2 separate regions of the Homo sapiens genome follow, and region 2 is linked to region 1. The links are chromatin loops, found by intact Hi-C in ENCODE. Cell type or tissue: Calu3. All regions are shown on one strand. Links, peaks and the distances in the headings refer to the core of each region. The heading gives the core; the rest is flanking DNA.

Region 1 (2,926 bases), core at 218-2,717:
GATTTTAGAAAACTTAATGTTTTACTCAGAACACTAGATATTTTTTCTCTCCACTCTGAAGAGAGTGATACCAAGAAGAGTGGGAACGTTTTCAGGCACAAGCTCTTTCTCAGATGGGAACACAGACCCCTTGAACAATGATGAACCAAGCTACGGGTGTCCGGCCTTGGATCCTGTGTTTTCTGGAACTTTGCTGCCAATGAGGTGAGTAACCAGAGCCCTGTGGTGGGTTAAGGGGCCTGCTGTTGACCTAACACACCTGTCTCCTGGGGCCTGCTGCCACCTCTGCTCTTCTCACACTGCCTTGTCAGTGCCTCTGGCTTTGTCCCCACTGTGCTTGTTGTGAGTAAATCTCAGATTTGGGGGAAATGCATACTTTCCAATTTCATTAGCAATACACTTTCAAATGCGCCTGTGACCAAGAAAAGGATAAACTGCAAACTGCAGTTTGTAAACGAACAAAATCCCTTCTTTCTGAAGCCCCTGTGATTTGCTCTGACACCTTCCTGTCAAATCTAAACAGAGTCCACTGGGTAAAGACACCTGTGCAACCCTGCCTGCTGGGCTGGCATCCATACCCACACGCACACCTGGATGCTCTGACCTTGCTGCTGCCTGTTCCTTCCTTGTGGGGCTGGACATCCTGAGAACAGGGCCTACATTTAAAGTTTGTGATGTTTTTGAAGCCAGCAGTGCTAACCAAAGATGCCAGGAAATGAGGAGGAGCAAAGAAAGTGACATAATTGAGGGAAGAAATATGCCTGCACTGCCCTACGTGGGAGGCACTCTCATAGCCACTCTCATAGCCACTCTCAGCTACTGGAGCTTAAGTTACTTACAATTAAATAGAATTAAGAATTAGCTGGAGAAACCCCGTCTCTACTAAAAATACAAAAAAATTAGCCAGGTGTGGTGATGCACGCCTGTAATCCCAGCTATCCAGGAGGCTGAGGCAGGAGAATCGCTTGAACCGGGGAGGCAGAGGTTGTGGTGAGCCAACTTCGTGCCATTGCACTCCAGCCTGGGCAATGAGCGAAACTCTTGTCTCAAAAAAAAAAAAAGAATTAGCTTTAGCTTCTCCATCATTAGCCATATTTCAAGGGCTCAGTAGCCAAGATACAAACTATACAATGTTTCCATCATTGCAGAACACCCTCGGGGCCAGCGCTGGGCTGGGCAGCCTCGCCTTTTTCCGGGCAGTGCGGCCAGCATTGTTTCCTCAGAGCAGCTGCATCCAGACAAGGGAGGGGTTCCCAGTTCATCTACATTCTTGGGCCATACTCCTCCACCTGGGGTTTGCCGAGCACTGCACTGGTACAACAGGGAGCACAACACAGAACCAAACTCACTGCTTCCCTCCCGAGGACGGAGGGGTGTGCTGCTTAAGGTGAGACGTGGATGCAGCCAAGCAAACTGGAAAACGTCGAGTTTTGAAAACTGCTTTAAGTAAAAATATTCTGAATAAAATTAGGTAAATGGCTTCCAAATATGGCCCATTTTAAGAAATCACTATCTAAGCTCCTCATTTAGAAACAAAGACTCGATCAGGATTTTGACTCTCCTTATGACCTTGCTGAAAGGAGGAAAAAACACAAGAAAAATCATTTCTTTGCATGAAATCAATGTGCAAGGACGGAACCCCCTGGCTGGAAGAGATCCTGGGAGGTCTTTCCCTTTGTCTTCATTGTTTTAAACAAAAGCCACCTCCTTAGAATTTGTTTTTAAGCCACATTCTGTATTTCAGATTTAATACTTAGTTTCTAAAACTGCTTCTTAGGTAATAGTTCACTTAGTCAACCCCTGCCTTACTCCACAGACTTAAGGTGTTTAGTATGCACATAGTTCAGAATGAATACCTGAAAGTAGGTAGCACTGCCTGAAGACTTTCAGTAGTCAAAGTAGAAAAGCAAACACAGGTGTTTACACAGTTCACAGTGTAAAAAGGCACAGAGCTGCAGTTTACACAGCACAGGGTTCCTCCTCAGATGGAAACTTCAGCAATTGTTCTCACATGGGTTTTCATACTTGAAGATGTAATAGATGGCATTTAATGATACTAAGTTTCAGATTTGGGGAAATATTACATTTGCAACTCAGGCAAGTGTATACATAAAATATACAAGGAAAAATAACACTAGAATGATGGTTATCATGAGCAACCAACTTCGTTTCTCAGGTTTCAATGCAAGCCCAGGTTCTGATCATTATCATCTCATCTTCTGCCTGCTTCAGTTTCTCACCTCCAAATGGAGCTTCCCGGGAAAGCACCTGGCCCACCAGCATCACTTGACCTTCTTCTCTTTGGATGAGCAGTAGCACATGCTGACATGTCCCTTCCTAGCAAGACTGCCAGTCACTGTCATTTCCATTCTGTTCCTTGAGGCAGCTTGTGGACCTCTACTCATTTACCTTTAGATATTCTACATCTTTTTTTAATTAACACCCTATCCCCACTCCCAGCCCACGCTCTGGGTCCCATCACACTCACGGAGACAAACACAGTGCTTGGGCAAATTTTTGTAATTAGTTGTGGTGAAAAGAAAGAAAAATTGATAAGATCTTGGTAGAATGTCAAACTTACCATCCTTTGAGCTGGTTCCCAGAGCAGGCTGCACCAAGGAGAGCAGGGGCAAGGCTGCGATCAGCCCCCTCCACCCCATTTGCAAGCAGGCTGCTCCAATGGGGCTGCTGATCAGCATTCAAATCAGGGGTGGCTTTGGGGAAGTGAGCACAGGTAGAAAGCCCATAAATGGAACCCGAAGCAACAGGGACTGGCCTTGCTCCGCCCCATGGGCTGGAGCAGTGAGCCTTCCCTGCCTCCATTAGCATCTTGGGACAAGCAGCCAATCATAAGCACCCCCTGAGAAAGAAATCTCATGCCCAGAAGAGCTCTGGGGCCTTAGCCTCCCTTCACCCCAATATGCTT
Region 2 (2,926 bases), core at 263-2,762, 930 kb after region 1:
TTGAAACCAATGTGCAAAACACTGCTAAATCAGAAAGACACTTCAGTGAGACCCTCCTTCTCTGCCCTATTTAATTTAACACCCTACTCCAACATGCCCTTTCCCCTTTCCTACCTGTTTTTCCCTGGCACTTCTATAGCTATGTATTCTATGACCACGTGTAGCCACTGTGTATGACACTTACTTACTTATTATCTGCTCACACACTAGAATGTAAGTTCTTCCATGAAGGAAGGACTTTTGTTTGTTTTACACATCTGCAGTGACTGCAAAGTGCCTGAAATACAGAAAACACTCAATGCATATCTGCTGCATCAATGAATGAATGTGCTTTTAATTACATTAGTAAATATTTATAATGAGATAAAAGAGTTCTACTGATATTGCAGTGTAAATATCTTTAATGGCAGGGCAAAATATGTAAATTGAATTATAGAAGTTCAGAACTGAAACAGAAATGAGAAAATTAGAAATTTTCCATACGGGAAAACTGAGTTCAAGAAAAGCTATAACTTGGCAATGGTCATGTTTGTAGTGCACAACATAATCTAATTCTCCTGAGTCCAAATAAAGCCCCAAATATAACCCATTATTATTATGCATTTTGTTGCCTTACTACTATTAGCATATAGATTATTTGAATTTATATACTTTTAGGCTGTGCTATTTGCATGTGTCTGTATTCAACTGTTGTTTATCTCAAAAATATGTATTCCATTTGGCTCATCCTTAAATGTAATGGCTTAATAACTTTATTTTTTATCGATATTTTGAAAATATTTTTCATAAAAAATGAAGCCTTCAAATACTGGAGGTTTCTGTTGTATTTAATTTTTTGAAAATCATTGTCTCTGCTATTTAATGAACAGTATTGTCTTCATGTTTTTGTACTGACATAATAGAGTTCCTCAGGGTAGGTAATTTATAATTAACAGAAATGTACTTGGCTCATAGTTCTGGAAGTGCAAGATTGAGGGGCTGGCATTAGGTAAGGGCCTTCTCGCTAAGTCATCCCATGGTGGATGATGAGAGGGCAAGAGAGGGCTGAAATTGTCCTTTTGTAAAGAACCCACGTCTGAGAAACTGAACCTACTCCTGAGATAATGAGTTTAATCTACTCAGGAGGGCACATGCCCCGTGACCCAAACACCTCCCACCAGGCCCCAACTCCCAACACTGCTGTGTTGAGAAACAAATTTCCAACATATGAACTTTTGGGGACACATTCAAGTCATAGCAAGTATTATTCTTAAAATATATAAACTAAATATTTAATAATTAAAAATTTGTGGGGAATAAATTATTGTCTTTGGGGCAGAAATTAAGTATATACTTTATTTTTTCCATTAATTAAAAGCTTCCAATTCAAGATAACAGATACCGTAAAACTCTATAACTTTCTAAGACAATGTTCAATACTTTTTATAAATAAACATCATTGTTTAAAAATTTTAGTTTCAAGAACATTTGATTTTTCAACCCATTGAGCGATGATTACTTATTTATGAAGGATGCTAATTAAGCCTAGAAGGAGAGGCAATCTACTACTTGTGTGTATGTTTATATTAGCCAAGGGAGTTATTGATTAAATTTTCTTCTTTTTTATTATACTTTAAGTTCTAGTGTACATGCGCACAATGTGCAGGTTTGTTACATGTGTATACATTTGCCATGTTGGTGTGCTTCACCCGTTAACTTGTCATTTACATTAGGTATATCTCCTAATGCTATCCTCCGCCCTCCCCCAACCCCACAACAGGCCCCGGTGTGTGATGTTCCCCACCCTGTGTCCAAGTGTTCTCATTGTTCAATTCCCACCTATGAGTGAGAACATGCAGTGTTTGGTTTTCTGTCCTTGTGATAGTTTGCTCAGAATGATGGTTTCCCTCTTCATCTATGTCCCTACAAAGGACATGAGCTCATCATTTTTTATGGCTGCATAGTATTCCATGGTGTATATGTGCCACATTTTCTTAATCCAGTCTATCATTGATGGACATTTGGGTTGGTTCCAAGTCTTTGCTATTGTGAATAGTGCAGCAATAAACACACATATGCATGTATCTTTATAGCAGCATGATTTATAATCCTTTGGGTATATACCCAGTAATGGGATGGCTGGGTCAAATGGTATTTCTAGTTCTAGATCCCTGAGGAATCGCCACACTGTCTTCCACAATGGTTGAACTAGTTTACAGTCCCACCAACAGTGTAAAAGTGTTCCTATTTCTCCACATCCTCTCCAGCACCTGTTGTTTCCTGACTTTTTAATGATCACTATTCTAACTGGTGTGAGATGGTATCTCATTGTGGTTTTGATTTGCATTTCTCTGATGGCCAGTGATGATGAGCATTTTTTCACGTGTCTGTTGGCTGCATAAATGTCTTCTTTTGAGAAGTGTCTGTTCATATCCTTCGCCCACTTTTTGATTGGGTTGTTTGATTTTTTCTCATAAATTTGTTTAAGTTCTTTGTAGATTCTGGATATTAGCCCTTTGTCAGATGGGTAGATAGTAAAAATTTTCTCCCATTCTGTAGATTGCCTGTTCCCTCTGATGGTAGTTTCTTTTGCTGTGCAGAAGCTCTTTAGTTGAATAAGATCCCATTTGTCAAATTTGGCTTTTGTTGCCATTGCTTTTGTGTGTTAGTCATGAAGTCCTTGCCCATGCCTATGTCCTGAATGGTATTGCCTAGGTTTTCTTCTAGGGTTTTTTATGGTTTTAGGTCTAACATTTAAGTCTTTAATCCATCTTGAATTAATTTTTGTATAAGGTGTAAGGAAGGGATCCAATTTCAGCTTTCTACATATGGCTAGCCCAGTTTTCCCAGCACCATTTATTAAATAGGGAATCGTTTCCTCATTTCTTGTTTTTGTTAGGTTTGTCAAAGATCAGATGGTTTTAGATGTGTGATATTATTTCTGAGG

Evidence for each region. Hi-C counts contacts between places; a loop is a spot of excess contacts. Peaks named below come from ENCODE experiments on the same cell type or tissue, not always from the same donor. Only the 100,000 strongest peaks of a DNase experiment are listed, where the experiment ranks them.
Region 2: it touches region 1 in a loop (11-fold over the local background); 5 of 110 quality-filtered maps call a loop at or near these places.

Annotation. Positions count from the first base shown.
Region 1 is chr7:47,949,662-47,952,587 of GRCh38, forward strand. It overlaps a transcript of PKD1L1 not described here. Among named protein-coding and RNA genes, the nearest start is that of PKD1L1, 2.7 kb to the left of the region's middle. RefSeq lists an enhancer at 1,882-2,011. In Calu3, for the core only: no CTCF peak of the experiment used is centred there; a DNase peak (open chromatin) is centred at 1,300.
Region 2 is chr7:48,880,748-48,883,673 of GRCh38, forward strand. No RefSeq gene overlaps it. Among named protein-coding and RNA genes, the nearest start is that of CDC14C, 42 kb to the right of the region's middle. In Calu3, for the core only: no CTCF peak of the experiment used is centred there; no DNase peak of the experiment used is centred there.